Linked DNA regions of Homo sapiens: region 2 is linked to region 1. Evidence: chromatin contacts called from ENCODE Hi-C or POLR2A ChIA-PET data. All regions are on one chromosome and are shown on one strand. The core of a region is the stretch at or near the end of the contact, and the rest is flanking DNA. Distances in the headings are between cores, read along the strand shown. Region 1 overlaps CCNY (cyclin Y). Region 2 overlaps LOC107984220 (a long non-coding RNA gene).

Region 1 (5,097 bases), core at 2,061-4,560:
TGGCTCAGGTATTCTGTCTCTAAGCCTGAGCTCCTGTAGCACATGATGACCTCATACGGAAGGAGACTTTTATCTCAGCATCCCTCAACCTGGCACAGCAGTTATTAAACTTTTTGGTCACAGGACACCATGTATAGTGTTAAAAATTATTGAAACTCTCATACATTGCTGGTATAAAATGGTGCAGCCACTGAGGAAAACAGTTTGATAGTTCATCAAAAAGTTAAACATGAAGTTACCGTATGACGCAGCAGTGCCACTCTTAGGTGTATGCCGAAGATAACTGAAAACATGTTTATACAAAATGTATACACAAATGTACACAGCATTATTGGTGATAGGCAAAAGGTGAAGACAACTCAAATGTCCATCAGTGGATGAATGGATAAACAAAATGTGGTATATCCATACAATGGGATACAGGTTGAGCATTCCTAATCTGAAAATCCAAAATCAGAAATGCTCCAAAATCTAAAACTTTGAGTGCCAACATGATGCTCAAAGGAGACACTCATTGGAGCATTTCAGATTTTGGATTTTTGTATTAGGGATGGCCAGCTGATAAGCATATAATGCATATGTTCCCAAATCCGAAAAAGCCTTTAATCCAGAACATTTCTGGTCCTAAGCATTTCAGATGAGGGATGCTCAGCCTGTATTATTTAGCCGTTAAAAGGAGGGAAGTAATGATACCTGATACAACATGGGTGAACCTTTAAAACATTATGGTAGGTGAAAGAAGCCAGTCATAAAAAGCCACATATATTACGATTTCACGTATATGAAATGTCCAGAACAGGGAAATCTAATAGAGACAGGAAGTAGGTTAGTAGTTGCCAGAGATGGGGGGAGAAGAGGATGGGAGTGACTGCTAAAGGGTTTGGGGTTTCTTTTTAGGGTGATGAAAATGTTTTGGAATTACATAGCAGTGATGATTGTACAACTTTGTGAATGTACTAAAAACCACTGAATTGTACAGTTAGGCACCACATAATGATGTTTTGGTCAAGGATTGACTGCATATGCAATGGTGGTCCCATAAGATTATAATGGAACTGAAAAATTCCTATCGCTGAGTGTTGCCGTAATGTCATAGTATAATTACTTTTTAAAAAAATATATATTTAGTGTAGCCTAAGTGTACAGTGTTTATACAGTTGACAGTAGTGTACAGTAATGTCCTCAGCCTTCACATTGACTCAGCACTCACTTGCTGACTGACCTAGAGCAACTTCCAGTCCTGCAAGCTCCATGCATGATTGGTACCCTATGCAGGTGTACCATTTTTAATCTTTTATACCATATGTTTACTGTACCTTTTCTATATTTAGATACACAAGTACTTAGCATTGTGTTACGATTGCCCATAATATTCAGGGCATTAACATGTTGTACAGATTTGTAGCCTATGAACAACCGGCTGTCCTATATAACCAAGTGTGAAGTAGGCTATGACTATCTAGGTTTGTGTAAGTACACTCTATGACGTTTGCACAGCAACAAAATTACCTAACAATACATTTCTCAGAACATATCCCTGTCATTAAGGAAGCATGACTGTACCTATTTAAGTGGTGAATTTGATGGCATGTGAATTACAACTCAATAATGGAAATTGTAGAGAAGAATTTTTATGTCTGTAGATATCATATTAGAAATTAAAACTTGTAATAAAAATATACTAATTTAAAAAATAACATTATAATGTAACCATTATATGTTAACATACATTTTTATTTTAAAAAATCTTCAAAACAAAAAATTAAGTAAGAAGAGTAGCATTACCTTACATTTCTATTATATCTTTAATGTCTGGTTAGTAGGAGGCAGCAAGAACATCATATGTGCTTCTGTGTCAGTCTTTTGTGCTATGTTGCTTTGTGAAAGTATGTGAAGAAAATTCAGCCTTACACAGATGTGATTGGAAAAGAAAGGAGTATTGTTTTATGGACTTTTAAGATAACATGGATATTCTTTGACACTACCTCAAAATGTGACAAATGGTAATTTATTAAAGGTTAGTTGCACTGTGGAATCTGAAATCATTTATGTTAAAGTTTATTGATCTGTCTTATACTTTAAATGGACCTTTTACCACATGCAAGATTTTGTGTCATCATGCTTTGTCATTTGGGAAAGTATTGGTTCACTAATTTATGCAGATCTTCCAAATATTGACTCATTTCATTATTCTGTCTAAAATCACATTTGCTAATATCATCCCTGACCTCCTCAGAAGTCTTAATTATTGGGAAGCTTTCAAGCTCATGGTGGTAGATACGAGTTTTCCAGAATTCTGACTTCTGTGTGATGAGAGCCTGTGTCTTTTTGGTTGGCTTCAGCGGGTGTGATCTTGACTGTTTTACAATATAAAAGAAAAAAGGATTTTTTGGGAGAATTTGTGAGAATAGAGTGCTGGTGCTAAGTTGTCTATATGGGTGACTTCCTAGAAGAGGTTACCGGAGCCCTCGGTGGTTGCTTTTTTGGCTAGGGTGGGGTGTATGTGTGTTGAGAAAAGTTAGGAGGGTTTTTCTGTTTGAGCACGGAGCTAGAAGGACAGTAGAAGAGCAGAGCTGAGTGTTGGGCGAGGGAGATGAAGCCCGGGACGTGCTGGGGGAGTTAGAATATGTGTGAGTCAGGATGGCTTGCAGAGTGCTGTTCCACATCCTGCCCCGTTCGATCCTTACCATGATCTTACTAGTTAGGCACAGAGGGTGTACTGTTACACTTCTTTAGTAGGTGAGGGAAATGAGACCCAGAAATGGCAGTGGAATTGTCTAGAGTCATCTGGTTAGTTAGGGGTGGAATGGGTACCTGTCCTGAGCCTCTGCTTCCTAACTTATGCTGGTTTGTTTGCAACTGCACTAGGCTTGCTTTATTGGTGAGAAGCTGAGACAGAGGTTTCTCATGGCCAGAGTCAAGGGAGACATTGGTGGAGTTGATGCACCAATGCATTTTTGGATGAAGGTTGAAAGGAGTATGCAGGGTCTTTTACTTTGGGAAATGCTGTTGCCACTGTACAGAGGTGGGATGGACCCACACAAAGTTTGGTTCACGTGTCAGCCTGATGAGACCTCACGATGTACCAAGAGAGTAAGAAAAGGTGAATTATTCACATAGTAAAGCTTTTGGGGGAGAGCAGGCAGGCTCTCGGGTCCAAAAGTGTCTTGAGAGAGCAGGGAAAGGAGACTGGCTTGGCTTTTACATGATTAGGGGTTGGGGCTGGTCGAAGGCTTCCTTCCCTGCCCCCCTGGACCTGGATGGTTTGAACTTCCTGCAAGTGCCAAAGGAGGGGGCCCCAGGCTTTCTTATCAGCTTGCCCAGATGGGGGCAGAAGGGGAAGGTGGGGAGCGGTGGGGCCTGAAAACAGCAGTCAGATGTCAGAAATGGAGCCAGACTCTGTATTACAGGAAATGACATCTTTTCTCAAGGGATCTAGCAAGTAGCAATTTGATTCTAAATTCAAGACTTAGAACCAGCGAGGGAAGTGATTGAGTGAGCTACTGGCAGAACTTGTTGACTTAGCTGAAGTCTGCATGATCACAGCTCTGCATATCCTGGAACTCCACATTTCCTCCTGGTGACGAAGTGATGTGTTTCAGCTGATTTAGAATGTTGGCCTATTGAGAACAAAGCGAAGCTTGTGGGAAAAGAAGATAATGTGGTGCAGGAAGGCCCTGAATGCAGGGATGTTGCTTTCTTTTACTGAGAATTCTCTCGTGCTTGCCTTTGCCTTTATCCACCCCCTACCCCTTCTTTCCTTTTACCCTGAGAGTTGTTGGGAGGAAACTTAGCTGGGCCAACAGATGATGGAGCCGTCTATTGGAGGCTTTGAAATCCCACTTTACCACACAAGGAGGAGAAACATAGCTGTCATCTCCAGGAATTTTAGTACTCATCAGTCCCAGGCTGTCATATGAAGCATTCCACTCAGCGCAGTAAAAAAATGTGAACTAGTCAACAGTTTGTATGGGAGGACTACTTTGTGTTTCGAACGTTTGGACTTGGAACACTGTCCCAGATATTGGTTAGGTTACACTTGGAAGATGTTGTTTTGGAAGCGAGTAGGACTTGAACTCCAACAGATACTGGGTTAAGGAGGCTGCCAGGTACCAGTCTTAGATCCTCGAGGGCTTGGATCTGGAAGTGCTGCTCCCATTTTGGTTTGTATTTTGTAATGAATGCTTGGAGTCAGCTCAGGGTCCAATCATTGAAGCATTTATGTGTGAAACATTGATTATGCAGTGATTACTTGAGGAGGTGACTGGTGGTCACAGCTTATTTCTCTAATGTCTTTCCCTTTCTCTCCCACTCCTGATTTCCACCTGGGAATCCTATCCTTCCAGTGTGGAATGTATCAGAGAGTTTTAAAGCCCAAAGAGACCTTGGAGGTGATTATTTCTCTTACGTGTTGTATTTAAGGAACCTGATAATAACTAACTTCAAACATTTATTTCAGAAAGTTTCAAAACTATACAGAATTAAAGATAATAGTACGATGAGTCTCTATATTTCACCCAGATTTAGTAATTTTAAGATATTGCCCAGGTACAACTATCACATATAGAGCACTTCACATGCTTTACTTTTATCACCTCCCAATAGCCTTTTGGGGTTAGATACAAATATATTTCCTCTCTTGAAGATGAGAAAACTGACAGGCCCAGAGAGATTAAGAACCTTGCCTGGGGTCTCCCAGTCCGCAGCCAGCCGCCTGTGACTTCACCCTCTCTGCTGCACTGCCTGGAGAAGTTTTAAAGTTTGCCTGACATACACGGTCAGCTGAGGTCAGGCTAGAAGTGGAACCAAGAGATCTCACTCCTTCGTTGTTTCTTTTATTGTGATTTTCTGTGGCTTTTCTCTTTCCTTTATTCTTTTGATTCTTTTGCAACTGACTTTCTGGGCTTGAAGCGTCCGAGTACCATTTTAACTCTGATAGGCAGACAGCGGCATCCCAAGGCTGGGGTGGTGGGAGTGGTCTGCTCCAGTGCTGGTGATGAGGGGTGCATTGTCTGTGGAGGATTTAATAACAGTAATAAAAGCATCCAGAAGTCTGCCTGTAAAGTCTAAATGTCTAGAATTTTGCCTGCAGTTCTA
Region 2 (5,786 bases), core at 209-2,708, 79 kb before region 1:
ATCAAGTTATCTATTGATGAATATTTGGTTGGTTGTTTCCAGTTTTTGAAAATTATAAAGATGATTAAAATCATTTATGTGTATGTTTTGTATGAGCATATGTTTTCATTCTTCTTAGGTAAATACCAAGAAGTGCAATTGTTTATATGTTTGACTTCATTATTTAAAAAAACTGACAACTGTTTTCAAAGTGATTGTAACATTTCACATTCTTACCAGCAGTGTAGAAGAGTTCCAGTTTCAGTTACTGATTTCTAATTAAATTGCATTTTGTTGGAGAAGCCCGGTATGTGATTTCAATCCTGCTGGATTTATTGAGACTAGTTTCATGGCCCAGCATATGATGAACGTTCCATCTGCACTGAAAACACTGTTTAGTCTGCCATTGCAGGGTGGAGCGTTCTGTAAAAGTTAATTGGATCCAGTTAGTTGATAGTGCTGTTCAAGTCTTCTGTATTCATACCAGTTTTCTGTCTGCTATTTCTATCAATACAAGAGAAGGTGGTGAAATATGCAACTTAAATTATGGATTTGTCTTTTTCCCCTTTCAAATTCTGTCAGTTTTCGCTTCAAGTCTTTTGAAGTTCTACAACTGGGTGCATTCACATTTAGGAATGTTATTTTTTCTTAGTGACTTGATAGTTTATCATTGTGAAATGTCCCTCCTTATGTCTGGTAATATTTCTTGTCCTAAAGTGTGTTTTGCCAGAAATGGATACAGTCAATCCACCTTTCTTATGTCTCATGTTTACCTTTTTTCATCCTTTTACTTTTAACATTCTTGTGTCTGTATAAAGTGGATTTCTTGTAGACACCAGAGAGTCAGACCTTACTTTATTACCCAATTGGATAATCTTTGATTTATAATTGGAATGCTTAATTCATATACATTTAGTATAATTACTGATACGGTTAGGTTTAAATCTACTGTCTTGCTGTTTGTTTTCTATTTATACCATATGTTTTTATTTTTTTCTTCTTTTCCTGCCTTTTTGGATTAGTTGAGTATTTTTCAGTATTTCATTTTATATTCTCCATTGGTGAATAACACTCCTTTTTTAAAAACAATTGTTGCTGTAGGTTTACAGAATACATCTTCAGTTTATCAGTGTACCTTCAAATAATATGATGCCACTCCTACAATCACGTAAGTTTTCAGAACAGTATCCTTTCGAGGTCTTTAGGCTTTGTCTTTTCAGAACCTGAACATCTCTCAGATCTCTGGGGACTGCTCCTCTTACAGTTTCCTAGTAGATGCTCTTTGCTTGGCCTCGCAGAGTTTTACGTTGTGCGTGAGCCAAAGATGTAAGAGGGCTCCCATGTGGATTTCGAGCTCTTGCTCTGTCTAGCTTACTCATCTGTGGTACCCCGCCCTGGAAATTCCAGCTGCCCTCCCTCATCCCTACTTCTGCTCTGTCTCATCAAAGCAGCAAGGCTGCCACGCCCTGCCTGAGATGCCACGCCCTGCCTGAGTTCCCCTCCTGTATCACAATCTGCAAAGCAGCTTCAGAAAGAAAGCTGGGGTGATCGTGGGTCTTGCCTTGTTTCACTTCTCTCGGGGGTTACAGTTCTGCTTTGTCTGTTGTTCAGAGTCTGAAACAATTGTTTCATATATCTTCTCTAGCGTCCTGCTGTTTATTGCAGTAGGGCAAGTCCAGTACCAGTTACTGCTTCATGGCCAGAAGCAGTAGTCTTGTCTCATATTTGTTTTTCTTAGATCTTTATTTTTGCATTCGCTTATACAATTTATTTTTTATGTATCATTGCCACATGGTTCATTAAAAATCTATGTTTATTTTCTGCTTAACAACTGCTTTACTCAGTGGGTTACATGTGCTTGCAGACATACTGCTTAGAGCATTTTCAAAGTAAATATGCTGTTTGTTAAGACTTCTAATGTAAGCTCTATTATTTATTCAAGCTAGTATTCTAATATTCATTCCATTATTATTATTATTATTTTTGAGATGGAGTTTTGCTCTTGTCACCCAGGCTGGAGTGCAGTGGTGCAATCTCAACTCACTGCAACCTCTGCCTCCCAGGTTCAAGTGATTCTCCTGCCTCAGCCTCCCAAGTAGCTGGGATTACAGGCGGCCACCACCATGCCTGGCTAATTTGTTTTATATTTTTAGTAGAGACGAGGTTTCACCATGTTGGCCAGGTTGGTCTCAAACTCCTGACCTCAAGTGATCCGCCCGCTTCGGCCTCCTAAAGTGCTGGGATTATAGGGGTGAGCCACTGTGCCCGACTATTATACCCATTTAAATAGGAGAAAAGATGCTTTAGAGAGATCACACAAGGATTCAAACTCAGATAATCTGGCACCAGGGCTGAGATCTTAACTACAACATATATTAGCTTTCGGAGCTATTTTTGCCTAAATACAAGCATAATATTCCTTGTTTAACAAATATATGGCCAATGTGTGTAGACATGATGGAAGGTCCAGTTTTGAATATGGGTTGAAATGTGTTATCTATTTCCATTAACACTAGAAAGAGTTGTCTGAGAGACAGTGTGAAGACTTTCCTGGAAATGTTTCATAATAGAATTGTTTATATCCTACCTAGGAGAGTGAAGGTAAAATGAAGTCACTTCACTTCCATGTAGTCCATGGCAAACTGTGATAATCAATTTGCAGATGTTCTTGGCTGTATAGAGCTTTTATGCACGGTATTTCTCTTACTCCCTGAACACATGGGATATTTGAGCCTGACAAATTAGCAGTCTTTTCTTATTTTTTTTATTGGAAGCCTGTTTTCATCGCTGTCTTTTGTTTTGCTTTGTTTTGAGACAGGGTCTCACTGTCACCCAGGCCTGGAGAGCAGTGGCATGATCACGGCTCACAGAAGACTTGATCTCCCTGGGCGCAAGTGATCCTCCTGCCTCAGCCTCCTGAGTAGCTGGGACAGGTCTACAGGTGCATGCCACCATGCCTAGCTAATTTTTGTATTTTTTGTAGACATAGTCTCAATATGTTGCCCAGGCTGGTTTCAAACTCCTGGGCTCAAGCGATCTGCCCGCCTCGGCCTCCCAAAATGCTAGGATTACAGGTGTGAGTCACCCCGCCCAGCCTTCATTGTTATTTTTTATTTTATTTATTTATTTATTTATTTATTTTTTGAGGCGGAGTTTTGCTCTTATCGTCCAGGCTGGAGTGCAATGGCGTGATCTCGGCTCACTGCAACCTCCGCCTCCCAGGTTCAAGCGATTCTCTGCCTCAGCCTCTTGAGTAGCTGGGACTACAGGCACACGCCACCACGCCTGGCTAATTTTTGTGTTTTTAGTAGAGATGGGGTTTTGCCATGTTGGCCAGGATGGTCTCGATCTCCTGACCTCATGACCCACCTGCCTCGGCCTCCCAGAGTGCTGGGATTACAGGTGTAAGCCACCACGCCCATCCTCATTGCTATTTTTCTATCAAAACAGCAGGTTAATACTTTGACATCTTAATTTTTTTTTTTTTTTTTTGAGACAGAGTCTTGCTCTGTCACCCAGGCTGGAGTGCAGTGGCGCGATCTCGGCTCACTGCAACCTCCGTCTCCTGGGTTCAAGTGATTCTCCTGTCTCAGCCTCCTGAGGAGCTGGCACTGCAGGCATGCACCACCATGCCTGGCTAATTTTTGTATTTTTGGTAGAGACGGGGTTTCTCCATGTTGGCCAGGCTGGTCTCGAACTCCTGACCTCAGGCGATCCACTTGCCTCAGCCTCCCAAAGTGCTGGGATTATAGGCATGAGCCACTGCGCCCGCCCCGACATGTTAATATTTTAAGATGAAGAACAAAACAGCCAACCTAAGAAAAACAACTAGCAGGCACCCAAGGGCATCTCAGGATGAAAAATCTGTGGCTGAACAATTCAATCTACATCATAGCCACTGAGAACAATATTAATTTCTCAATTAGTAGCAAGAGCAGAGAGATCATGAACACATAAGGCTGAGTAGAAAATTGCTAAAACATTTTGAGACATGCTAGCCTAAAAGCTTCTTGTTAGTATGGCATGCTTATTCAGTATAACCAAAACAATATTTATTAGAAATTATAAAGGTAAGGAGGCTGGGCACGGTGGCTCATGCCTGTAATCCCAGCACTTTGAGAAGCCGAGGCAGGAAGATTGCTTGAGGTCAGGAATTCCAGACCAGCTTGGGAAACATAGTGAGACCCTGTCTCTACAAAAATAAAAATAAAAATAATTACCTGGGATGTGTAGTCTCAGCTATTTGGGAGGCTGAGGCAGGAAGATCACTTGAGCCCAGGGATTCCAGGCTGCAGTGAGCCATGACTGCACCACTGCACTCCAGCATGGGTGACAGAGTAAGATCCTGTTTCTTTTTTTTTGAGACTGAGTTTCACTCTTGTTGCCCAGGCTGGAGTGCAATGGCATGACCTCGGCTCACCGCAACCTCCACCTCCTGGGTTCAAGCAATTCTCCTGCCTCAGCCTCCCGAGTAGCTGGGATTACAGGCATGCACCATGACGCCTGGCTAATTTTGTATTTTCAGTAGAGACGGGGTTTCTCCATGTTGATCAGGTTGGTCTTGAACTCTCGACCTCAGGTGATCCTCCCGCCTCAGCCTCCCAGAGTGCTAGGATTACAGGCGAAAGACCATGTTTCTTAAAAAGAAAGAGGAAAGAAGCCCAGGCATGGTGGCTCGTGCCTGTAATCCCAGCACTTTGGGAGGCCGAGGTGGGCAGATCACCTGAGGTCGGGAGTTCGAGACCAGCCTGACCAACATGGAGAAACCCCATCTCTACTAAAAATACAAAATTAGCTGGATGTAGTGGTGCATGCCTGTAATCCCAGCTACTCAGGAGGCTGAGGCAGGAGAATCCCTTGGACCTGGGAGGCGGAGGTTGCGGTGAGCCGAGATCGTACCATTGCACTCCAGCCTGGGCGACAACAGCGAAACTCCGTCTCAAAAAAAAAAAAAAAAAAAAAAAGAGGGAAGGAAGGAAGGAAGGAAAGAAGGAAGGAAGGAAAGAAAGAAAGGTAGATCTATGTCAAATAGAAAAAAACCTAGTCTTTCAAATTTTCCTAATAGATTAAAAGACAAACAAGAGCACAGATTACGATGTGGGGAAAACACTAAGATCCACCACTCTTTATCCACCCATCACAGTCAGCCTGGAATTAGAGCTAATTAGGAAGAAAGGAAAGACCATTCCTGATACCTGCTGGGTGCTAGCCACATGCTCCAGTTTCTCCGTCTCCTGCACCCGTGAATGGGCTTCTGGAAAGCACCAACCCCTCTTCGTCTTTCAGTAGCTTTGCACCTCCTGCACATGGGGGAGCTCAGCATAGGTTTGCTCAGTTCAGGTGACAGGTAGGTTAGAAATGGATTGGGAAAGGTGTTGAAAGTAAGGCTGAGGAGGTTACAATTTATAATCTAATAAGAGCCGTTGTAAGATCTTGAAAAGGCTTTTTTCTCCTTTTATTTTTTTTTTTTTTTTATTTTTTATTTTTTTTTGAGACGGAGTCTCGCTCTGTCGCCCAGGCTGGAGTGCAGTGGCGGGATCTCGGCTCACTGCAAGCTCCGCCTCCCGGGTTCACGCCATTCTCCTGCCTCAGCCTCCCAAGTAGCTGGGACTACAGGCGCCCGCCACTACGCCCGGCTAATTTTTTTGTATTTTTAGTAGAGACGGGGTTTCACCGTTTTAGCCGGGATGGTCTCGATCTCTTGACCTCGTGATCCGCCCGCCTCGGCCTCCCAAAGTGCTGGGATTACAGGCGTGAGCCACCGCTCCCGGCCTTTTTTCTCCTTTTAATTAAAAGTGGTTTGGTTA

What was found. Hi-C counts contacts between places; a loop is a spot of excess contacts on that map. ChIA-PET counts read pairs that join two places held with the same protein, here RNA polymerase II (POLR2A). Pooled maps may share reads with other maps.
Region 2: a pooled map shows a loop between it and region 1 (2.2-fold over the local background). The contact joins two enhancer-like sites. A Hi-C loop is called at or near these places in 2 of 50 pooled maps. POLR2A ChIA-PET finds 5 or more read pairs at or near these places in 4 of 52 experiments (A673, H1, WTC11 and 1 more).

What each region holds. Positions count from the first base shown.
Region 1 is chr10:35,376,046-35,381,142 of GRCh38, forward strand. The region is part of intron 1 of CCNY (cyclin Y); the gene reads left to right. Among named protein-coding and RNA genes, the nearest start is that of CCNY, 42 kb to the left of the region's middle. RefSeq lists a silencer at 3,356-3,650. Within about 2 kb of position 3,311, at least 18 of the 41 ENCODE cell types and tissues checked have a DNase peak (open chromatin) inside an H3K27ac peak, as active enhancers do.
Region 2 is chr10:35,298,858-35,304,643 of GRCh38, forward strand. LOC107984220 (a long non-coding RNA gene) reads right to left here. Exons shown (of 3, transcript XR_007062113.1): 2 at 217-402. It also overlaps a transcript of CCNY not described here. Among named protein-coding and RNA genes, the nearest start is that of CCNY-AS1, 35 kb to the right of the region's middle. RefSeq lists an enhancer at 737-1,936 and a silencer at 1,659-1,708. Within about 2 kb of position 1,459, at least 3 of the 41 ENCODE cell types and tissues checked have a DNase peak (open chromatin) inside an H3K27ac peak, as active enhancers do.